3 separate regions of the Homo sapiens genome follow, and all the other regions are linked to region 1. A link is an interaction called in ENCODE POLR2A ChIA-PET data of the cell type or tissue named here. Cell type or tissue: HepG2. All regions are shown on one strand. Region 1 overlaps LIPC (lipase C, hepatic type). Region 2 overlaps LIPC (lipase C, hepatic type). Region 3 overlaps LIPC (lipase C, hepatic type).

Evidence for each region. ChIA-PET counts read pairs that join two places held together with the same protein. Peaks named below come from ENCODE experiments on the same cell type or tissue, not always from the same donor. Only the 100,000 strongest peaks of a DNase experiment are listed, where the experiment ranks them.
Region 2: POLR2A ChIA-PET joins it to region 1 with 14 read pairs; 10 of 35 experiments call an interaction of 5 or more read pairs at or near these places.
Region 3: POLR2A ChIA-PET joins it to region 1 with 24 read pairs; 8 of 35 experiments call an interaction of 5 or more read pairs at or near these places.

Annotation. Positions count from the first base shown.
Region 1 is chr15:58,463,506-58,471,505 of GRCh38, reverse strand. All of the region lies in intron 1 of LIPC (lipase C, hepatic type), which reads right to left. The region is part of intron 2 of LIPC-AS1 (LIPC antisense RNA 1); the gene reads left to right. Among named protein-coding and RNA genes, the nearest start is that of LIPC-AS1, 31 kb to the left of the region's middle. RefSeq lists a silencer at 7,273-7,362. In HepG2, no CTCF peak of the experiment used is centred here; DNase peaks (open chromatin) are centred at 1,335, 3,665, 3,995, 4,285 and 3 weaker places; H3K4me3 peaks cover 1,627 bases.
Region 2 is chr15:58,543,969-58,551,968 of GRCh38, reverse strand. It overlaps LIPC (lipase C, hepatic type), which reads right to left. Exons shown (of 9, transcript NM_000236.3): 5 at 5,994-6,227; 6 at 3,397-3,639. Among named protein-coding and RNA genes, the nearest start is that of LIPC-AS1, 49 kb to the right of the region's middle. RefSeq lists an enhancer at 2,821-3,459. In HepG2, no CTCF peak of the experiment used is centred here; DNase peaks (open chromatin) are centred at 88 and 4,988; H3K4me3 peaks cover 383 bases.
Region 3 is chr15:58,523,452-58,531,451 of GRCh38, reverse strand. All of the region lies in intron 1 of LIPC (lipase C, hepatic type), which reads right to left. Among named protein-coding and RNA genes, the nearest start is that of LIPC-AS1, 29 kb to the right of the region's middle. In HepG2, no CTCF peak of the experiment used is centred here; DNase peaks (open chromatin) are centred at 3,031 and 3,091.

The DNA of each region.
Region 1 (8,000 bases):
CATAAAGCAGCCATTCCTGATGGAATAGAATCCTCACTTGTGTTTAAAGCTACTTATCAGCTGGGTGTGATGGCTCACACCTGTAACCCCAGCACTTTGGGAGGCCAAGGCTGGTGGATCATTTGAGGTCAAGAGTTCGAGACCAGCTTGGCCAACATGGTGAGACCACCCCCCCCCATCTCTACTAAAAATACAAAAAAAATTAGCTAGGCATGGTGGCGAGTGCCTGTAATCCCAGCTACTCGGGAGGCTGAGGTAGGAGAATCGCTTGAATCTGGGAGGTAGAGGTTGCAGTGAACCGAGATGACACCACTGTATTCCAGCCTGGGTGACAGAGTGAGACCGCATCTCAAAAAAAAAAAAAAAAAAAAGAGAAAAGAAAAAAAAAATCCTACTTACCATCTCTGGCCTAGACCTTAGGTCATTGGGTATGTCCTGAGGCCTCCATAAATTTCAAACCTTATAATTTCTCCTGCAAAAATACTACCATGCTTCAATTCTCTCCACCTTTCTTTATGGAAGCTTTTCTTACCCATTTCTAGAAAGATTAGAGAGGTGTTAGGTATTAGGAAGATGAAAAGGAGGCAGACAAAAGGACGAGTCTTCCTCTATCTACTCATACTTTCAAGGTGTTTGGCAAAATCTGAAGTTTTGACTTGGGCGGATCACGAGGTCAGGAGATCAAGACCATCCTGGCTGCTAATAGAGTGAAATCCCATGTCTACTAAAAATATAAAAATTAGCTGTGTGTGGTGGCTGGCACCTGTAGTCCCAGCTACTGGGGAGGCTGAGGCAGCAGAATGGTGTGCACCCGGGAGGCGGAGGTTGCGGTGAGCCGAGATCTCGCCACAGAACTCCAGCCTGGGTGACAGAGCGAGATTTCGTCTCTACCAAAAAAAAAAAAAAAAGGAGTTAAATGCAATTCTTTCTGTATTTTTGTCTTTTCCAATTCTGTATTAAGCATGTACTACTTTTCAAAGTAGGAAAAATGTGTTTTATAAAATGAGTAATTTTATGAAAAAGTAATTTTAAGTTACATTTAACAATTGAGTAATTTTATTAAAATTTTTATTTAAAATTTTATAAAAATGCTTTTTACTTCAAAAACTTCATAAAAATTTCTTAGACTTATTACTATATACCCTTTCATACCTTTGTGACTATAATACCTAATAAAAAATAAAAGCTGGTCTTTGGTTTTGTACATAGGAAACACCCTCTTCTCTGAACAAATCTCTCATTTACAGTCTTTTAAAATTCAAAGAATGCATTCCAGCTGGGTGCGGTGACTCATGCCTGTAATCTCAGCACTTTGGGAGGCTGAACCCGAAGCACTGTTTGAGGCCATGAATTTGAGACCAGCTTGGGCAATGTGGTGAAACCTTATCTCTAAAAAATTACAAAAATTATCCGGGTGTGGTGGTATGTACCCGTAGTCCCAGCTACTCAGGAGTCTGAGGTGGGAAGATCCCTTGAGCCTGGGAGGTCAAGACTGCAGTGAGGCATGATTGCACCACTGCACTCCAGTTTGGGTGATAAAGGGAGACCTTGTCTCAAAAAAAAAAAAAAAAATTCCATGAAGATGAGGAAGGTGATGGAATGTCATCCAGCATTGAGAAAAATGTGACGTGCCCATCAGCTCCTCTATTCTCTTGGGGGAAGTGCTGCCGCGGGGAGGTCCTAGCCATTGTTCCATTCCTTTCTTGCATCTTCTCAACGAGCTTTGTTAGTAACTGGAATCCACTGGGCCACGTTTTTAGTAGAGGGTAGGGTCACTTCACTCAAGGAGTTTTGCAACGGCCACAGTGTTTCTCTGCTCTGGGCTGTAAAGCCTGGTGGCCAGTCCTCCCGAGGGCAGGCCTGAAGGTCCCAGTTCTCTTACCTGTCTATCTGCCTGGTGACTGGGTGAATGGGCAGCCCCAAGCTTCTCAGCTTCCCTGCCTGAGCCAGGTTGGAAAATGAGGGTGGCCTGTTTTTGGGAAGCTGGTGATCTTTAATTGAAAGGGGGTGGAGCAGAAAGCATCACTATGGCTTTGAGCCCAAGCCAAATCCCCTCTCCCACACTGAGGAAGAGGAGAAAAGCTGATTTTCTTCCTTTGTGCTCTTCCTTTGGTAATCAGTACTCTAAATGGTTGAGACCCAAGTGGGCCAAGAGCTGAGCTGAGAGTTCTGAGTACTCCAACATGCTCAAAAAACTATATTCCTTAGGGTGGGTATGGTGGTTCATGCCTGTGATCCCAGTGCTTTGGGAGGCTGAGGCAGGAGGATTACTTGGGCCAGGAGTTCAATGTTAGAGTAAACTACGATCATGCCACTGCACTCCAGCCTGGGCAACAGAGTGAGATCCAGTCTCTTAAGGCGTACACACACACACACACACACACACACACACACACACACACAAAATGTTCCCTGAAGCCGTTTAAGTTATTAGAAAAAAATAGAACTATGGTGAACTAATGTTTAATGCTTACCATACCTCATCATGACGTTTTCAGATCAAGTGGGATAGCTCTGGGCAGTGGAGCTTAGGTACATTAAGCAAATACTTCATAAACGTTAGTAGCTGTGCAAACAAGTGGGCATGAGGTGGAGGCTTGACCAGCCAGAGTGTCCAAGGTTCATAGGGAGGAAAGGAGCCAATTTACTGGACCTGGGTTGTTAAACACATAAACCCTTAATGAATTAAAAATATTACCAGCCTAGCAGAGTTCCATGGAGTCTGGGTGGCAGCTCTGTAGTTCTGTGGTTGTCAGTCCAGGCTGTCTTTAGATCTGAACTGGTCTGGGGTGGGCCTTTCTGTTATAAGTTCCCTAGATGATTCTAATGAGCTTCCAAGGGTAAGAACCTCTGCCACAGTTAAATGGTGTCACTATGTATTAATCACAAATCCCCTGATAACGTCACAGGGTTGGACAGCTTAACTCATGTTAGGAATCACATTGAGATTTGTGGACCATCCATCTCGAGTGGGCGGCAGGGCTAGATCCAAAGGCAAATTAGTATTCCATGGAGCTTTGGTTCTCAAACGGGTGTGCATCAGAATCTTCTGGAGATCTTGCTAAAACCCAGATTGTGGGCCCTCATTCTCAGAGTTTCTGATTCATTAGGTCTGGGGTGAGACCCTAACATGTCTAACAAGTTCCCAGGTGATGCTGATGCTGCTGGTTTGGGGACAACACTTTGGGAATCACTGTCATGGACATAGGTGTTCACTCTGAGAGGCGCTGCTGGGGAAGCAGAGAGAGCAAGGGTCTGGGAGGTGGCCGTGACCTGGGTTCAGGTCCATGATTCATGCAGGTGCAGTATAGACAAGGGTAAGCCAAGTGATCTCTTTTGAACCCAGTATTCTTATCTATAATCTGGGGTAATATTAGCTGCTTTGCCTTTCCCCAAGCATTGAGTGGGATAATGAGTAATCACTGGGCTTTTATCATGTACCGAGCATTTTACATGCATCATTCCCATTAATCTTCTCAACATTTATAGGAAGTGGGTCCTATTATTTTACAGACCCAGAAACTGAAGTTTAGGAAGCCTCAGTTCTTTGTTAAGAGCGGTCCTTGTGTTAGAAGCAGTTCCAGCTGACCCCGGAGTCCAAGCTCTCAACCGCTGTGCAGTCCCTGACCCTCAGTGGGAAAACCCTGTGAACACCAAGAGTTGCCAAACAACTTTTAGCTGTGGTTTTTCTAAGCGGCGGACAGGATTTGATGTAAGGGATACCTGGTAGGCAAACCACTGCGCAACAGTGAGCAAATACCAATTCAGATATGAGCAGAGTGGGAAGTTTCCAAAATAAAACATAGAACATCAAGGACTCATTTACTGCATTTGAGAATGGGCCACTCTGATAAGATAGAGGCATTAATTAGGAGGAAAAAGTAGCCGAGCAAATGTCGGCAGGAAGGCCAGGAGGGTCTTTAACAGCCTGACGTAAGCCCAGGAAAGCTGCTTCCCAGAAGGCCTAGTACCGGATCATAAACTCTGCAGCTGACTCATTAAACCCGGTAAAAGTGGCTGCAAAGCTCTCTGGGAAAGGACGGGTTTGAAGAAAGGATAACATTGCTTCTATGAGGGGACCAGAATAAGCAACGGAGCGGAAACCAATACGTGCAAATCAGGCACTGTGAGCTCAAGAGCGGTTCTGAGGAGCTCACAGACACAAGGAGCCCGCAAGCAAAGGTTCTGCTCCACAAGCAGGAAGCCCCTGAGAGACATGCACGTTTTGGCCGCTGTGAACAAGAGCCTACGGTCAGGGATGAGTGGGTCAGGTGATCACGGAAGTCCATTTCAGCTTTTAGTTCTAACCACCCTCTGTGAGTTGGATTCATGCTTCATTGGTCTACTGGATTTATTTCCCAGGGTCAGTAAACATTTGGATGGGAATGCAATGAATGAAAAACAAAAGAAACTATCAGAATCTGATGAAACGTCATGCCAAAGTTTATTAGGAATAAAAAGTTATAACTATTATATATAAGTAGGAATGCTGTATAATCTATAAAAAAATGAGGTTGTCATGAGGATTCAGACAAGACAATGGGTGTCTGAAAAGTGTCTTGAAAACTGGAATTATTCAATTAGAATAAAGTTATATATAACAGTTGGGATAATTTTCTGGATGAAGATATGTGAAAATCAACTTTACGAAGTGATTACAGTAAGTACTGTGTGAGCATTTCATATGACCTGCAAAGAGAAGAAGGAAACCATGTGCTTTGCAGGAGGTAAAATGCTCAGCTGACTGAGATGCTGGAAGGTCTTATGGGGTCATATGAATGGGCAGGAAAATAGAAGATGACCTTTGATGCAGACAAAGCCATTATGTGTTTAGGGAAAAGTAGCCCAAACAACATAGAAAGTGGTTGCCTCTGACCCAGAGTGTATAAACCAGAGAAGAATTTTGGTCTTCGCAGCTTGTTTCTTACCTGTGATGCTAGTTTGGTCAAGATGGCTAACCAAGTGTTTAAAATTACCATACATCCTTAGAATAAAGAAGCCATAGAGATCATGTGATCTATTGATGGATTTAATTTTATAAGATGAGAAAACTCAGGCCCAGAGAGCTAAGTGGCTTGTTCAAGGTTCTATAACTACTTAGAAAATGTTTTGTATACCAGATGGAAAACATCAGTCTACCTTTCACGAAACTAAGACACCTGACAAAGGCTGCCTTAAAGAGTGTGGGGGAATTTCCAGAACCTTTTTACTTCTAATCACTCTCTATGAGTCACCCGCTAGGAGTTCTAATCACACCACCATTAGGTGGAAAGTTGACCAAATGGTCCCTCAGCACGTCCCATCGCATTGCTGTAAAAGTCAAATCATTGAGATGGATAGATATCTCACGACTAGTAACATTTTCTACATAATCTTACATAAATGATTCCTAATAAATTACACAGACAGGACTTCACAGTGAAATCACAAGTGAGTTTAGTACAGGCATAATGATGACAGCCCAAACATCTGTTGGTTTTGGAAGTAAGTTTTCCTATTTTAGAACTAGCACTGAATCATCAGGAGATGGGGCTTGATAGAACTTCAGAGGAATTTTAGATCTCTACCAAAAGATCTAATTCCTCTGCCCTGTATTAATTAGAAACGGTAGACATCGAGGGCTATGATTGTCTCCCTAGTTTCCCACGTACCTATTCCTTCCTTGACAACACACCAGAGAGAGTAGAGAAGACAGAAGATTAGAGAGCTTTGATGCTTTTAGTGTGGGACCGGTGATGACTGCCCTCTTGGACTCTATCTTCCCAGGACGGGTCCAAGCTTCCTGGTCCCCTTGCCTTGTCTGAGCCTTCCTGCCCCAGCTGACTTCCTAGGCCTGTGAATGCCTAACCCAAGTACTTACCTGCTTCCTCCAACTTCCTGGATTCACTTGGGACTCCATCCGTTATGTTACGGTTCTGACCCGTAATCTACACCTCACCTCTGCCCTTGGTTGAGCATTTGGTCTTTGTCTCTTCCTCCCAGCCCAGCCCTACATGTCAGTCATGTCCTACAATCTATAATTGATCACTGTAATGTCCCATTTAAATTTTTTTCTGTTGTTCATGTGGAATTTAATGGAACTCTTTTCTAAAAATGTGAATTTGAAAAACCTTCAGTCTACACTAAGACTATTGAAGAGCACAGTCTGTGTTAAAAGCCAGATGTAAAAACTGTTGGCTTTCATAAGAGGTACCAATTATAAGTAAATATCCATCAATCAATAAACACATCCTGCTCCAAGGTGCAAAGATTAGGGGAGCAGTCAAGTGGGGGAAATGAGTTGTTCTGATTGGAAGAAGGGGGGTGACATGGACAGATGTAGGGTGCACTTGACACAGAATCTTCTTTTTCCCCTGGTTCCTGAGGGGATAAGACATAGGAACCCAAAACATCAGAAAAGTAAGGTAGCAGTGATAGGGCTTTTCTTTCCTCCAGTGCAAACCAGCCATAGTATTATTCTTTTATTCGGACTTTAGATGAGAAGCCCTATATGTTTTGTTGTGTGGTGGGCTCCCCCCTCGCTCCCCATTTTTGAGACAGAGTCTCACTCTGTTGCCCAGGCTGGAGTACAGTGGCACAGTCTTGGCTCACTGCAACCTCCACCTCCCAGGTTCAAGCGATTTTTCTGCCTCAGTCTCCTGAGTAGCTGGGACTACAGGTGCACACCACCACACCCAGCTAACTTTTGTATTTTTAGTACAGACCGAGTTTCACCATGTTGCCCAAGCTAGTTTTGAACCCCTGACCTCAGATGATCTGCCCGCCTTGGCTTCCCAAAGTGCTGGGATTACAGGTGTGAGCCACCATGCCTGGCCACCCTGTGTGTTTTGATGTGTGGTCAAGCCACTGAAATTTCTAGAAAAACAAGGAGCCCGGGAAGGACTCATCCCAAGAAGTTGAAGGTGAGTTAGAAAATTGGCTACTACCCAAGTTAGACAGAATTCAAGGACTGGCATAAGCTGTGATGAATAGCAACTAAAGAATGGAGCTCTGATGCTTAATGTTTATATGTCTTTAAACCTTGCTTTAAATAAAATGCTTTATTTGTACTAGTTAAGTATTTGCTATGATGTGTTGCTTTAATGAAAAGCTCTGTTGAACTCTGTTGTGTGGGAAAGCAGGTTGGGCTTTGATTGGATTAACCATGCAGATAGGGAGTTAGGCTCTTTGGAGCCGAGTTGGTTCACACAGGCGGCACTACCCACCTACAGGTGTCCATCGCACCTGCGTTATGAGTACTGCTCCTAGGAAACCAGGCTCTGAGAGTACCAGCCTAGGAAACTTGAGCCAATAAAGTCACCACAAAGACCACAGCACTTAAAGATAGAAAGGGGCAAGTATAGAGGGGGTTGGGAGGGTGACAGGTGCATGCTCCTTTTATCATGATTTTAAAAAATAATACAGTGCTTTTGACAATTTTTTTTTCAAAAAAAATGAAAGCTTTGGATTTTTCAGGTGGGGTTATTTGCCTTTCATCTGTGTTTTCTCTACTGTTCTATTTACTGATCCATTACTTTCATCTTTGAAACCTGTCATTGTGGACTCTTGTATCAATGTAACTATCTGTTAAAAGGCTTTTTGCTTTTCGGGTCAGAAGTGTTTAATATCAGACATTTTAAATGATTTTATTTGTATTGACCTCAAACTTGAAAGTTATGCAAGAGGTACTGTAAAATTAAGTATTCAAAGAGATGAATGCCTTTATTGGACTTTTTTGATGAGCAGAGAGGTTGAGGGGTCCTAAGGGAGTGATGGAAAAGTGGAAAACTGACCAGGACCCAATGCCTAGGTCGCCGAGAAACAGGGCAAGAAAGAGGTCAAGGAGATGGGAGTGGAGCGGGTGAATACCTGCGCAATCTCAGGACACAGAAAAGACCTGATGGATTCTTTCCTTTCTTTCCTGGTTAGAGGAGGGGCATGGGTGACCCAGTCTGGCTGCAGGAGCTCAGGTAGGATAGACGAGTTTGGGGCAAAATGGTGGGTGCTGTAGCTTAAAGGGG
Region 2 (8,000 bases), 80 kb before region 1:
TTCTCTCTTGCTACTGCTGTACTCTCGCAGTGTTTACCCGAGTTCTGGTGTACAGTTGTAGAAAATAGATCCTTTGATGGTTTTGTCGAAATATCTTGGGAGCCAGAGGAATTCAGGCCAAGTTAGTCATCCTTTGTGAAACTACAATCAGGAGGCGATGTTTATCTTGCCCAACCAGACCCTGCACTAAAATACATTGTACAATTAGATGTTTTTGAAAAATGGGGATTGTGGTTTCTCTGTAGGCCGGGGTTGGGCAAGTCTGCTCTTTTAAGAGTGTAATATGTATTCATCAAAATGCTGGAGGTGGCTGGTGGAATAGGCTTTGGGGGCCCAAGTCAGTTATGATCACGGTTGTGATGGGCAGGGAGTGGTGTAGCTGTGGTGGCCTAGATTAAAATCTTCATCCCAGCATCACCAGTAGAACTCTCCGCGGCGATGGAAATGTTTTATTTCTGTGTTCTCTGATGCAGCAGCCACGTATTTGAGCACTTGAAAGGTGGCTTGTGTAACTGACAAACTGAATTTTTGGTTCCATTTAATTTAAAGTAACTTAGATTTGGATTTAAATAGCCACATATGGTTTGTGGCTACCACATTGGATAACATAACATTATATAGATAGCAGTATCCCATGAGCAGCTGCTTCAAACAGGCGAGTCTCGCATGAGTGCACTTTCCAGCCATGCCCAGGGTGGCTTGATGTGACCACAGAGACGTTACTTTCCACTAGCAAGTGAAACTGGGTTGAGCGGGTGAGGACTTTGCTCACTGGAGGGGCTGCAGGAGAACTGGGGAGAATTTGTGGGGGAGCAGAAAAGGAGAGGGTATGGGCTGGGCACAGTAGCTCACACCTGTAATTCCAGCACTTTGGGAGGCAGAGGCGGGTGGATCACTTGAGGTCAGGAGTTCGAGACCAGCCTGGCCAACGTGGCGAAACCCCGTCTCTACTAAAAATACAAAAATTAGCTGGGCGTGGTGGTGCACGCTGGTAATCCCAGCTACTTAGGAGGCTGAGGCAGGAGAATCACTTGAACCCTGCAGGTGGAGGTTGCAGTGAGCCAAGATCACGCCACTGCACTCCAGCCTGGGCGACAGAGTGAGACTTGGTCTCAAAAAAAAAAAAAAAAAAAAAAAAAAAAAGTAAGAAAGAAAAGGAGAGGGTGTGGTACAAGCCACAGCTCGGCACTGGAACCTCCCTCCAGCCTGGGGCTTTCGGTTCCTGACCAGTTTCAGTCAGTCCTGCCCTTAACCTCCTCCTCACTAGATGTCCCAGGAGCAAGATAAGTAGTCGGTAATAAAGAGACACAAATGTGGTCTCCAAGGAACTCATCGTGGGTTAGTCTCCACCGAGCCCCCTGAGGGTAGGACTGTGTTTGAAGAATATACGGATGGATGAGTACGTTGGTTTTGGTAGCTGGTGGGTGAGATAATGATGCCCTAATGCAATTCTTTGGTCTTCCTTAATAACAAAGGGATCCTTGTGAGTTCACATCAGCAGTGTATGGTGGTCGGGCAGTGGGGCCGTTGGCAAATGGGAGAAGCTCAGCCTGGTTCATGCCTACTGCTCTTGTTTCCCCTTCTTCCTTCTCTTGATGCTTCCCTTCCCAATCTCCAAGTCCCCAGTAGATGTCCTAGGGCTGGGCCAAATCAGATGAAGTGCCCAGTTTAGCCCTGGAAGATGAAAAATGACCTCTTTTCTTCCCAGGTGATTTCAAGGAGAAAGCAATTCCCCCACCCTTCTCTTCCATACCCCTCTTATCCCCATAAACAGACCAGCGGCAGGTTTAGGAGTTTTTAAAAATCACTCTGCTCACTCTTTGGAGGCCCCAGGTCTAAATGCCAGGTCTGCCAAGAGCTTTTTGTCTCTGGACAAATAATTTTCCCTGCCTAGGCCTTGGTTTCCCCATCTGAAAAACGGCAGGGTTGAACTGCTCCTCATGATGCGAACATTCCATGATTAAAATAGATCCAGTGAAATGTGATTATCTAAGAGGCTTAATCACTCCAGGCGGCATTGCCATTTAAAAGAGGAGCTGGTTCACCCAAATGAGTCTTTAATTGGCAGCCTGCAGCGGAGGAGCTCCCCGAAGCAGGAGGACTTCCAAATTCCCTCACCTGCGTGCTGCCATCTCCTCCAGCCCTAAGGGACAGCCAGTGGAGGGACCCTTTGGCCCGAAAGATCCTGCCCTCACACCAACTACTCTTCAGATGCTGTGCGCACCCACAAGAAATTTCTGTCATTCCTAGACCTGCTTGACTCAAGGGAGGGAAACCTGACTGGAGAGCAAAAGTTCCGATACACAGAGAAATCCTGTGCCTCAAAAATAAGCTGCCTGGGAGTTTGAACTCACGACTGAGAGTCAGGTGGCCCTGTTCCAGGTCTCCTTACAGCTGCACAGCTGTGGGCACCCCACGCGAGTTTTGCTTTGCTCCTCTTTAGAATGGGATAATAACCAGCCCTGCCATCCTCGCCTGGCTGTTGGGAGAACCACAAGGAGCTGATGGCTGCATCGAATGTTTTGTGTAAAATGCTCCCTAAAAGCAAAGTGGTGGTGACGGCCTGTTTACATTCTCCAGATACAAATATCTGCCTGGTAATAGTCAAACAGCACATCAGATTTCTTCTCCCAGCACTGGAGAGGCTGTGCGATGAAACAGTGAGATGCTAAAGCACTCCCGAGCTGTTTTAGGGATTAGGCAGAAATGTTAATGGCAACAGATGTCGGCTTGTTCCCTCCAGGAGGATTTAGGTTTCAGTGGAGTATTTCTCTGCTGGCCTCAGCCTAAGACGTGGTCACAGCCCTTTCTACAATCTTCCATTCAATCCAGAGAGCTGCTGGGCCCACTTTCTGCCCTGTGGTTAAAAATCTGGCTGGGAAACACTGGAAGCTGAATCTTGTCTTGGGAGTGCCTCAGGGTGAATATCATGTCCTATCAGATCAGCTGATTCAAATCTTAGAAGAAATGAAATGCAGTCTAGAATCCAGTTTTTTCATGGGGGCCGTGAACAGAGATGAAAGAACTGGGTTCTAGGATGTGTTTGGAGATGCCTGACGTCCCTGTACAGTGAGATCCGGGTGGCCCAGGTAAACTGCGTGTGGCCTTGCAGATCTAACATTCTAGGGGAGCATGAAAATGGACAGAGAGGCCAACCCAAGGATCGTTTCAGAAATGGTCGAGGTTTCTCCTCCTAGCCCTTGGCGGCAAGGTGGCCACACTCTTGGGACAGGAGAAAGGCTGTGTCAACGTTGCTGTCTGGAGCCTGCACAGTTTCAGAAACACCGCAACAGCAGAGCTGAAGCACCTCCAGGAAAGAAGCCAAGGGGACTTCTGAGCCCTTTGGACAGGGGACTGCATCCTGCCCTTCTGAAGGCTCCCCAGCTCCACACTCACCTTTGAAGGGGGACTGGGCTCGCGTTACGAGGAAGAGCCTCTTGCTCTTGCTCCGCGGCTCCTGGCGGACGTGGTAGCCCAGCGTGTTGCAGCGGCCCTTCTTGCAGCTCAGGCACAGGCCCTGGCTGAAGCTGTTCATGTCACCACACGGGTAGGCCATGCTCTGCGTGCCGGCGTGCAGCAAGGAGTCGATGAAAAGGTGCACCGATCGCTCGTGGGAGCATTTTATGGTCTGGGTGATGGCTGGAACACAGGGCAAGAAGGACGTTATCACCCCTTAACCCAAAGCAGCCTCAACTCAGAGGATCACCTTGGTTCTCATCCCACAGGAGGTTAGCAGTAGCACACAGAACAGGCAAGGGTGGGCTTGTCAAGGCAGACCCCTTGACAAGAGCAGGATGTGACAACTGACTGAAACTAAGGGAAGTAGACCCTCTGAGTCATGTAGTGTCAGGCAAAATCCCGGGCACTGCCGGGATCCTGAGAGCACTCCTTTATGACAGCGTGTTACAGTAGGCATTTTAATAGGCACCCAAGTCACTAAGGAAAGATCAAATTCATTAAGAGAGCAGGTTAGTGTAATTTATTATAGAAATATTTCTATCTCAAATGAGATAATTTAAAATGCCCAGGTGCTGATGCCTGGAGGGTGGGTTTTCTGGAACAGGCTTGCGTGGGACTCCTCTTCTCTTAATATAACTAGATACACGAGACAATCCCGTGGCACTCTGATGGTCTGGAGAACGCTGAGGCCTCTCGACAATGTCTACCTTGTGTCCCAAAGCAGCCATTGCATCCCTTAGGTAACAGGCCTGTGAAACCAGCACAAGAATTGGATTTGGAAGGACATTGCCCAGTAACCAGATCTGGACAGGCCTCACCCCCAAAACAAGCTTATGAGGTTGATCTACTAAGGATTTGACCTTTTTTTTTTTTTTTTAACTCTCCAAATTTTAACCTAATCTGTGGTAAATAATTCTCAAGGGATGTTGAGGAACCACCACAAGATATGTGAAACACTTGCTGTAAAGGGACAGCACAGGTGACTTTGCCAAAAGCTATTTCCCCAGTTGTCTGGAGGCTAAATGCCAAGATTAGTCACTGCAGTCCTTGGACGCTAGCGGCTGCATTCCTTGGGCACCTACTAGGAGGCTGTGTATGCTGCGTGCCCTCCGCTCCTCCACTGCCTGCATCTTCACTGCAGCTCCTTGAGGCCGCTGTTTTCGACGAGAAAACTGAGCTTCCAAGACATCCACTAACTCACCCAAGCTCATCCACCCAGGAGGTAGTGAAGGTGAATCTGCAGTTATCCAGTGAGCCCCTGTGCAGCTGTGGCTGGGAGAACTACCCCAGGAACCCTTTCAAACACAGGGGTGAAGACGACTGAGAAAAACCAGCCCAAGCTTGGGCAAGCTGAATACCTACATTTGGTTCCGTCACTTTGAAGTTTAGCACAAAAGAGCAAATGGTAATGATTGGTCAGAAATGTGTTTACCAGGAAAATAAAGCCCATACACCATCCTGATGGTCTGTACTGAGCTTTGTTGGGTGGGGTGAAGTTTGGGATGAGGGCTGGATGGTCAGCTGGGAACTGCTGGTGGCTGGAGGGGAGGTGTTGGAGTGGGGGAGGTGGGAGGGATGTAAGCAATGATAAGGGCAAGTTCCCAGAAGGCTCTCTCAGGCCTGGGCGGTGGAAGGCTGGGAGTCCAGCCAAAATGAGATGATGCGGAGTGTGAAGGTCACTCTGATATTGGAGAGGCGAGGATGGTGTCATCACAAGAGAGTGTGTTCTCAGCTGAGTGTTGGATGATCAGGGTGAGGTGGCTTGTAGGGGTGGAGGGCTCTACTTGGCTTGGAGTGATTGGCATGTCTTAATCAGGGTGATATTTTATAATAGCAAGAAATTTGGAATGCCCGTGGAATGTGCTGCTTCTGCTGACATTTTTGTTCTTTAATCCTGTGCATATTATCAATGTGCATGTTAATATTTCGGTTTTAGGACTTGAGAGAGAAGTGGGATCACAACCCAGATAACAGCACATTCCGTGTCTGCCCTGAGGTAAAGGGCATAACAAGGACATATTTGAAGCTGAATTTCCCATTGGGACAGTCTGAGTAATTTCCTCAATTAAACTGATGGGGTGGGATGAAGAGTGAGACCTTCATCGAGAAGCCACAACCTATTAAGTGGATCCTCATGTGGTTCAGAATAGAGGCGGTCCCTGGAACGAGGAAACTTCCAGAGAAGGAAGAATAACCACAGGCATCCGGACTCAACTCTCAGAAGAGCTGGTACCCCGGGAGAGGGTTTGCCTGGGCACATGGGGCTGGAGTGAGAAGTGGAGGTTCCTGTTGGTGCCCTCTGTTCATCCTCAGGGCGTGGCGTTGGCCTGTTGCCAGGAGTGGCCTGCTGGGGGACAGGCACCCTTGCCCACTCCAGCATTCCTTCTCTCTGGGTGGGCTTGGTGACCATACACCCTGGGCCCCTATCCTTGCTGAACTCTTCCCTGAGTCCCGTATGTTGGTAGATTCCGCTGAATTCCAGAGGCCCCATTGAAATGTAGGCCGGTGCTCCCGGCCCATGACTTCATTCTCACCATTGAAGCCGTGCTGGGCAATATGTCTGTAGAGCTCTAGGAAGTGGCAGCCAGGCTGGAAGGAGCCCCCGTTGGGATAGAAGTCATAGTGTCCTATGGGCTGTTTGATGCCCACGCTCAGGCCCATGTGCTCCCGGGTAAAGGTATGAATGGCATCCACAAAATTGGCATCATCTGGAGAAAGACGATTGCTGGGGGCACTTCCCTCAAACAAAGGTCCCGCGGCATCCAGCCCTAATGGGAAAGCAGGGGTAAGGGTTACGCAGGAGCAAGGAGAGGGGAAGAGAGATGTGCTTTTTAGCTTTTGGATATTATTATACATCAGTGAACTAGCAGGAAGAAGAAACACGTAGGGCTGATCCTTCCCTAGAAAACCTCGCCGTAACCTTTTCTCAGTAAAACCACAGTAGTTCATGGTGCTAACAATGACACACAGGCTGGGCATTAGCTAGCGGGGAAAGAGGTTTGCGGAAACTCTCCAGTGGTAGACACAAGGTTATGATGCCTGAGGCCAGGAGGCCTGGGCAGCATAGTGAAACCCCATCTCTAAAATAAAAAAGAATACAAAAGTTATGTGGATGTGGTGGCCTGTGCCTGTAGTTTCAGCCACTCAGGAGGCTGTGGCAGGAGGGTTGCTTGAGCCCAGGAGTTTGAGGTAGCAGCGAATCATGACTGCACCACTGTGACCCAGTCTAGGCAACAGAGGGAGATCCTGTCTCAAAAAGAAAAAAAAAAAGGAATAAGGTTATGAGGGAATGCTTGATTTACTTGAGCAAATCAGTTTTGAGTACCTCTCAAGCTACTTTCAAGACCATCTGTTTGCATACAAAAAAAGCCAATATGCTCATTATAAGTAGTTCCAACCTACCTATCAAAGAATGAAATTTATTTGCCTGTATGTTGTCAATAATTTCCCTAAACAAGCTGATTTTTCTCCTAAGATGTCATTTCATTAGAACGTCCAGAACAGCCGCGGGACATTTCACTGTATGTGAAAATGTTGTGTGCAAGTAGGGGAGCTCAAAGCTCTGGGCCTCAAGTGACAGATGTCTGTGCATGAAGTAAGGTGGCACCTCCTGGCTGACTGTGGTTGGGGAGTATTTATGCGCTCCAAGTTTTTTTTCCCTGTCTTTCTTCCTCTGCCTTCTCTGGAGGACCCTCTGGTGTCCCACCCCAGCCCTGGTTTCCTTCCCTACTTGGGGGGCGAAGGAATTGAGAGTGAGCCGTGAGATCACCCGTTCTCCAGCCCTACCCACAGTGACAAATGAAAAATGTCCTTGGCCGGGTGCGGTGGCTCACGCCTGGTAATCCCAGCACTTTGGGAGGCTGAGTCTGGCAGATCACCTGAGGTCAGGAGTTCGAGACCAACCTGGGCAACATGACAAAACCCCGTTTCTACTAAAAATACAAAAATTAGCCGGGCGTGGTGGTGGACACCTGTAGTCCCAGCTACTTGGGAAGCTGAGGCAGGAGAATCACTTGAACCAGGGAGGTGGAGGCTGCAGTGAGCCAAGATCATGCCACTGCCCTGTAGCCTGGGCAACAGAATGAGACTCTGTCTCAAAAAAAAAAAAAAAAAAGAAAGAGAAAAAGAAAAATGTCCTGATATGATTTCTGTTCCTTTCTTTATCAGGCTGATGACAAGACGGCAAGAGGGTGTTGAGCTTTCCTGCTGTCTCTGAGGTGGGTGGGCCCAGCTGATACGCCTAATGTGACCCACAGCACCAGTTGGATGGAGAGGGTTCTGGGCCTTGGGCCTGAGGCTGCCTCGCTGGGTGTGGACTCTGACCTCTGGCCCTGCTTCTTCAGTGGGAGGGCTGCTCATCCCCAGGCTATTGTGGGTTAAATCCATGGGGGCCACACGCCGGTCTGTGACCAGGCTTCCCCAGTGACCAGCAAGATGAACAAAAAAGCATGAGGAAATGAGCTGTCATAATCACAAGTGTATTCTGTTGAAACGTCTGCCATTATCCCCATTCTTTCTCAAGTTAAAAGAAATTCTTTTAT
Region 3 (8,000 bases), 60 kb before region 1:
TTTCTTTTAAGAAATCTGGTTATGAAAGAGTATGCCATTCAGAAGAGCTTTCCGTTTGTACTGGAATCCTCTCTGGGGAAAGTGGGGCTTGCTTCCCTAAAGTCCTTCCGAGGTCATAGGCACATTCCACCCTGTGTAGGTTCAAGGTAGGGTGAGAGAACTGAACAGATATCCTTAAAAGAAGATACACAAAGGGCACATGTGTACAAGAAAATGTGCTTAACATCATTAGTCATGGGAGAAATGCAAATTTAAAACACAACGGAATATCACTTCTCTCCCTTTAGAATGGCTAAAATTAAAAAGACTGACAAAACCGGGTAGAACTCCTCATAGATTGCTGGTGAGAACAAAAAATACTTTCTTTGGAAAACCGTTTGACAAGTTCTTTAAAGGCAAATGTACACTTACTATAGGACCCAGTAAACTTCAAGCGTTTACTCAAGAGAAATGGAAACATATGTCCACATAAATATTCAAATGTTCATGGCAGCTTTATTCATAATAACCCCAAATCTGAAACAACCCAAATATCTATCAACTGGTAAATGGATAAACAAATTGTCGCATATCCATCCAATGGAATACTACTCAGCAGGAAAAAGGAACAATTGCTGACACATGCCAGAACATGGATACATCTAAAATGCATAAAGCTAAGTGAAAGAAGCTAGATTTAAAAGGGTACAAACTGTGTGATTCCATTTACAGGACGTTCTGGAAAAGCAAAGCTATTGTGATTGAGAGCAGATCAGTGATTTCCTGGGTCCAGGGAATGGGGTGGGGATTAACTAGCAAAGGGCAAAAGGGAATCTCTAAAGAGAGATGGAAATATCCTACATCTTGATGGTGATCATGGTTACACAAGTGCACATTTAAAATGATTGTTGGAATACTGCACTATAGTCAAGCAATAATGTGGTTTCTCCACATTGCCCTTGATCCAGGTTGAGCGGCATAGGCTGCACAGCAGGCCTTCTGTGGTAGTTACTTGCATAAGTCAGGGCTGGGCCTGGCTGCTCCTGGTTTGCAGGCCTGAGAGGACAGGCTGTTTCTGAGTTTTCTGGAGGTTGGGGTCAATTGGCAGACATAACTCCAGGACTGACTTTGAACCAAAAGACCAGGTCGGGGAGGGAGCCAGCCCTCATGGAGCAGGGTCTCAGGGAGACTTGGCATGTCCGGAAGGTCTTCCCTGATTCCTTCAGGCCGGAGATGGCCAAGGGTTCCCTGGGGACTACCCTGTGGAGGCCAAGTTGTCCAGCAAGAGGGTTAGAAACACAAGGCGCCTGGAGACCATGCAGCGTCGCTGCACCCAGCCTGCATTTCAAACAACCTGTACTTATTGAGGAAAAATTCATTTTCCTTCTCTTATCAATCAAGGATATAGGTAACACCACCCATCTACACTTCCAGTTCTCTGGCGAGAATCCGTTTTACCACACCAAGTGGATAGAATTCCACAGGTAAGCAAACCAAGTCAACATTCAGTTGTCCTGTGCGATATCTTTTACGATGTGTTGGAAAATAGCTGGGCGATGCCCTTCTCCCACTCCAACCACTGCTCCCCAAGGACCAGGGACCTTTTATTGGTAGTGATGATCTAGTCTACCTTCCTTATGTCACAGTTGAAGAAACTGGGACCCAGAAAGGCCACCTGACATGCCCCAAACCATGCATCCAGGTAGAAACTCTGGGCTCTCCTGACATTCAAGCCAGCATCCTTCTACTGTGCTGGAGGACAGAGGTTCCGACCCTCTTCCCTGCCATGTTCTAGGACTCTTCCTATCTCTGTTAAAGCTCAGAGGGCTTACATTCCATGCCACATAAAGGCCGATGCCTCCAAATAAGGCCTCTGATCGGCACAAGAGGAAACAGGTCTTGAATCACAGAAGACAGTAGACTGGGTCTTGAATCACGGAAGACAGCTGACTGGGGCATCCTCTTGTCTATGGAAAATACCCCGAAACAATTGGGGTGACCAGGGTAGTAAAAACAGAGTCCCATGACCTTCACCCTTCAAACACCTGGCAGAGCTGCTGTCTGCTGGTGTCATTCTCAGACTAGATTTTTTTCTTTCTCTCCCAGAGGTAGCACTAGGAGAATCCTTACCCAGCTAAGGGGGCTGTGATGCTGGCATCTGACCACGGTTAGGCCAGGGAGGCTCCCCAGGAGCTGGACAATCACAGGCCCTTCAGCTGCTCTTGCCATGAGAGATCTTGGCTTACAGTCAAGTTGCCAAGCGCTGTTTTGATTGGCAAATTAATCCCATTGTGTTCTTGTTCCAAAACTTTATTTGATATATCATGACTATCTAGCTCCTGGCTTTGAGCTTCATTTGACCTTATCCTTCATTCCTGTACCAGACATAAACTACACAATTGCCAAGTGAAGCTTACAAGGAATAGAAGGAGGGGTGGGGGCAGAGGACCTTCGACATCACAGTCAAGGGATCTAGGAATATGCAAGTCCTGTCTCAGCCCAGAGCCACCTACCTCATGAAGTTACTGCTGGAGACAAGGATCCTGGGTGCCCTGGCAGGTAGGGACAGGCACTGCTTTAGTATTGGCAGTGATTGTACCTGTAAAAGGAAAATCAGGGCCACTCCGTCCTCCAGGTCAGCTGCCAGAAGATGAATTGGGTGCCTTATACTCAGTGAGAAAAGAAGAGAAGATTGCTGCTTCCTTTCCAGTCTGGACCCGTGGATGGAAGAAACTCAAGTTGGGCCCATGCCCTGAGCGTGGCTTGTTACTGCACAGCAGAAGCGGTTAGGAGCTTGGGCTCTAGCTGGGTATGGTGGTGCGTGCCTGTAGTCCCAGCTACTTGGGAGGTTGAGGTGGGAGGATCACCTGAGCGAGGTCGAGACTGCAGTGAGCAGTGATTGTGCCACTGCACTCCAGCTCAGGTGACAGAGCCAAACCCTGTCAAAGAAAAAAAAAGGCACCGAGCTCTGGAGCCAGATTGCCTGGCTTAAATCCCAGCTCTGCTACTTATTAACTGTGTGACCTTGGGCTAGTTATTTAACCTCTCTGTGTCTCAACTATATAATAAGACTAACAGTAGTACCTACCTTATAGGATTATTATGAGTGACAGATATGTGCCCCTGAGACGTGTTTTTAGGCCGGATTTAATCATGCAAAAAGAAAAGTGAGAGTGAGAGCAGAGGTGACCTGGGAACGCCTGGCTGTTCTGCAGGAATGTTCCCCTCCCTGGAGCTGGAATCTGGGCAAAGATAAACGCTTGCAGCATGAGGAAAGCATTAAGCATTAACTTGGCCAAACAGCCCAAGGTTATTCTTTTTTTTTTTTTTTTGAGACAGAGTTTTGCTCTTGTCACTCAGGCTGGAGTGCAATGGGGTGGTCTCGGCTCACTGCAACCTCTGCCTCTCGAGTTCAAGCGATTCTCCTGCCTCGGCCTCCCGAGTAGCTGGGATTACAGGCAGTAAACCGTGGGTGGGGAGTGTGGGCTGAAAGCATGTTGGATGTGCTCTTTGGGGCAGAGGTTTGGGGGCTGCCTGATGAGAAAATGGGCCTGATCTAGTCCTTGAACCTCCCTAGGGCTTCCCCATGTGCGGACCTGCGGCTGAGAGGGCTGGCTCTTGGGTATGCTTTTAGAGACTGAAGGCCCACCCTGATCCCATTCATTCATTCATTCATTCATTAATTCATTTATTCATTCAACCACACATTTATTAAGCACCTACTATGTGTCAGGGATTGTGAATACACTGTGATACCTAACAGTGAATAAGACAGACCATGCTTTCAAAAAGCTCATGGTCTTATGGTAGAGGCAAGTAAATAAACAACTGTCACACAGTTTGGAAAGTGTTGTGTTGGCCGAAGAATAGGAAAGTGCCCACCCAGCCATAAGGTGGCTGGTGTAAAGGCAGCCAGATGAACTCCATTGGTGGGTGGTACCGCCAGCTCCTCAGATAATCTTGGGAATTTTAATCAAAGGCTGGCCCTGATGGGAGGGAAGGATTATGAAATGTAGGGGGAAGGTGAGCTTATGTGTGGCCAATATGGTCACCTCTAGACTCACAGAGGTTGAGGTCATGGCTGCAGCATGCACCCTGTGCCCTTCAGCTTTCCTGAGGCGCTTGGTGACTCTCATCTTCTTTGAGACTTGCCTGACCCTGGGGTCTGCAGCACAGCGGTTCCTATCCTAGGCATGTTAATTTCCTCATGAAGAAATAAGGAGGGGTTCAGTGACTGCCAAGGCCCACAACTGGCTAAAAAAGCAAACCAGGACCAGAATTCGATTTCTCCGCACATCTAAGTTCTGAGACTATAAAAGTTTTCTGGGCATGTGCACTATTTCCCCTAAGATATTCTTTTGGACCTGTATCCTCCCTTCACCACCCATATCTGGAGGCCCAGCTGACTGCTGCCTGCCCACTTCAGACCACGGGCAGGTACCCGACAGTTTCCAGGTTGCCATAGGGAGCAATGGCAGAGGCAGGGTAGTGGAGTGGCCAGTGGGGCGGGCACTGGCTTTGGAGCCAGTCAGTTCTGTGTTTGATTGTTTAACACTTATTAGCTGTATGGCCTTGGGAAGCTTGCTTAACCAGTAGGAGCCTCAACTTCCTTCTTCTAAGTTGGAAATAGGAAGACCGTCTTGTGTGGGTGGTAGTGAGGATGAACGAAGTTGATGAAATATCTAGTCCAGGGGTTGGCATTCAATGTGTTGTTTCCCTTTCCAAACTTGCCTAAGATCTCTTCCTTCTCATGTCTCAACCCAACATAGTTCCTTCCAGATATTTGTGGGTACTTATCCACCAAGGTCTTTGCCAGCCTATTTGGTACCTCTCTGTGAATTCTGTGCACCTGCTTTAGGTAGCACACTGCCTTAGCTGTGTAGCTTGGCGCGGTGCCTTTGTGCCAAGAAAAGGAGGCCCCTCCTTGGAGTGAGGATTTCAGCCTCCCATCTTCCATTTGGCCAGGTTGTTCTGGGCAAGAGAAATCTACTGGGCTTAGGTGGCAGCTCTGGAGCCTACTTGGCTGAGTCCCTACCTCCACCAGCTAGGGTGCTCCAGCTGTGGGATGCTCTGTCTGAATCAGGCACCTCGAGGAGCCAAACTAGGCTACCGGTTAACACTCTCTGCTAATGAGGAAATCAGTCTGACTGCAAAACACTCCAGCCAGGGTTCTGCCCTTACACCACTGCTAAGGAAACACTCATCCTCACAGCCTCCCTGATATATTACCTAACTTTTTACATTTGTGAGCAGTGGTTCTCATGTATTCATGTGCTGGAGATGCAGACTCCTGGGTGCCATTCCCAGAGCAGCTGATTCAGTAGGTCTGGGAGGCCTGGGAATTTGCATCATCCCAGGGTGGCAGATCATTCTGAGAAGAAGTTGCCCAGTGGTGAAGAGTATGAGTTTTGGAACCAGGCTGGGATCCAAAGCTTGGCTCTGCCGCTAATGAGCCACAATTCTGGGCACGTTTACAGATGGTTTCCTCATGGGGTTGTAAGTGAATGAGATAAACGTGTAAAGTACCTCCCACAATGCCTGGTATATAGCAGGTTCTCAATGAATAAAGGTGGCCCTGGTGGCATTGGTGGTAGTAGAAGTAGGCATTGATATTGCTATTGTAACATCTTCCTCCTTGAAGGGTTCTTCTGCACCTGATCAGTAACAGATCATGAGGAGACAGAATATCAGACAGGATAACTCTTTATGTTGAGGTTATCTGGGATCACCCTCATTTAAACAGATTGGATGGACCAGAAGATCAGTGCTGAGAATCTTCAGGGCAAAGTCCAAACCTCCAGGAAGACATAGGTCTCCTATTTGGCCTTTCCCCAGAACACCGGCCTCAAAGGGGTACATAGACATGGCCTACTGGGACTCTCCCAGAAGGCCTTGCACCCCTGCCTCTGCCTTGTTTGGGGAGTGGGCTGTGCTTGCCTCTTTCCCTGGTTGGATGCCTGCAGGCATATATTGGCCTCCTTGTAGGAGAGAAGAGAATAAAACATGACAGTGAGCAAGGAGAGCCCCAGTGACAGAGCTCAGCTTGCCAGTAAATGGCCAGGGGAGCTCTGAACTAAAAAGGACTATGGGGGAAGATTTGTCCTATTTCATACTAACACGTACCGTAAAGATTCAGTAATTCAAGCTGTGTATACAGGAGCTTGGATAAAGAAGCAGAATAGAAACCCAGAACACTCAAATGCATATGTTTGCATTCAGTATTTGATAGAAGTGACTTCTCAAATTGGCCAGGTTGTTCTGGGCAGTGGAAATCTAATTTCTCAAAGTGCTGGGGTAAAGATGGACTTTAAAAAATAGTATTGGGAGATCTGGAAAAAGATGAAAAGTTATAAGTTTGGTCCATACCTCTCATCATACATCAGGAAAAACTCCAAATGGATCCAATTTTTAAATGAAATAACAGGAATCATAAAATGACCAGAAAAAAAATATGGGCTAATTCCTTGATAACCTTTTGAATAAGAATCTCCCTCTGTGATTCAAAATTCAGAAGCTGTAAAAGATTGTTAAATTAGACTACATTAAAGCAAACAAAAAACTTCTGTATGACCAACTAAATTAAAAAAAGACCATAAGCAGAGGCAAAAAATGAACAATAAAGTGAGAAAAAATAATTGCAACTCATAACACAAAGGGCGAATATCCCCGATATCTATAGAATGCCTAGAAATCAAGGAGACCAAGGACAGCAACCCACAGAACAAAAAATGGGCCAACCAAGGACATGAGGAGCCGTTTCACAGAAAAAGGAATATGAATGGCCCTTTGACATATGAAAAGATCCTCAACCTCACTCCTAAGATGAAAAATACAAAGTAAATATATACTGAGACACAAGTCTCAACCATCAGATTGGTAAACATTAAAAAGTGTGACCACACACCTTGATGGAGACACTGGCAGGAATGCAAAATGGTGCAACTCCAATGGAGAGGGATTTGGCAACAGCTATGAAAGTTACAAATGCATTTTCTCTTTACTCAGCATTTCCTGCATGGGACTCTACCCTGTGGCTATATCTGCACACTTACGAAATGAAATTAATGCAAGGTCATTCATTGCAGGATTGTCTGTAATTGTAAAATACTGGAAACATCCCAAGTGTCCATCTAGTGTCTAGATAACTGAACGGGGACATATCCCTCAATGGAATACTTTGCAGCTTGACTAAAGAAACACTCTGTACTGATTTGAAAAGATTTCTAGAATGTACTGCTGAGTTGCCAAAGTAAGGTGCAGAACAGTATCTAAAGTGTGATACTTTTGTGGAAGGGTGGGGGCATAAGTAAATAACTCCATGTTGGCTTTCAGCTGCGTAAGGTTATGTTGGAACGATACAGATGAGATGAATATAAGTGGTTACCCATGGTGGGAAAGGGGGAGGAGGGAATGGATATGGACATCGTGGGATGGGGGTGAGATTTTGCAAATCTATTCTATTTTACATTCTTTTAATTTCTGAGCCATGTTAGTATTTACTTCCTTAAAAGAATTTCTTTTCTTTTATTTCTTTGTATTTTTAGAGACAAGTTCTGGCTCTGTTGCCTGGGCTGGAGTGTAGTGATCGTAGCTCACTGCAGCCTTGACCTCTTGGGCTCAAGCGATCCTCCCTCCTCAGCTTCTCAAGTAGCTGGGATCGCAGGCACATGCCACCAGCCCTGCTCCACTAGCTAATTTATTTATTTATTTATTTATCATAGACACAGGGCCTCACTGTGTTGCTCAGGCTGGTCTCAAACTCCTGGCCTCAAGTGATCCTCCTGCCTCGGGCTCCCAAAGTGTTGGGATTATAGGCGTGAGCCTCTGTGCCTGGCCTGAAAAATAATTTTAAATAAAAAAAAAATCCCAGCTTGTTTCCTGCTTGCACTTTCCATGATAACTATTTCTCTGGATGCTGTTCACCTACCCCTGCAGCCCCTTCATGCCCCAGAGAACTCTGGGAGTAGCTCTCTTGCTGTCTGACTGTGGAGTCAAAGGGTCCACTCACCTCGTCTGTCTTC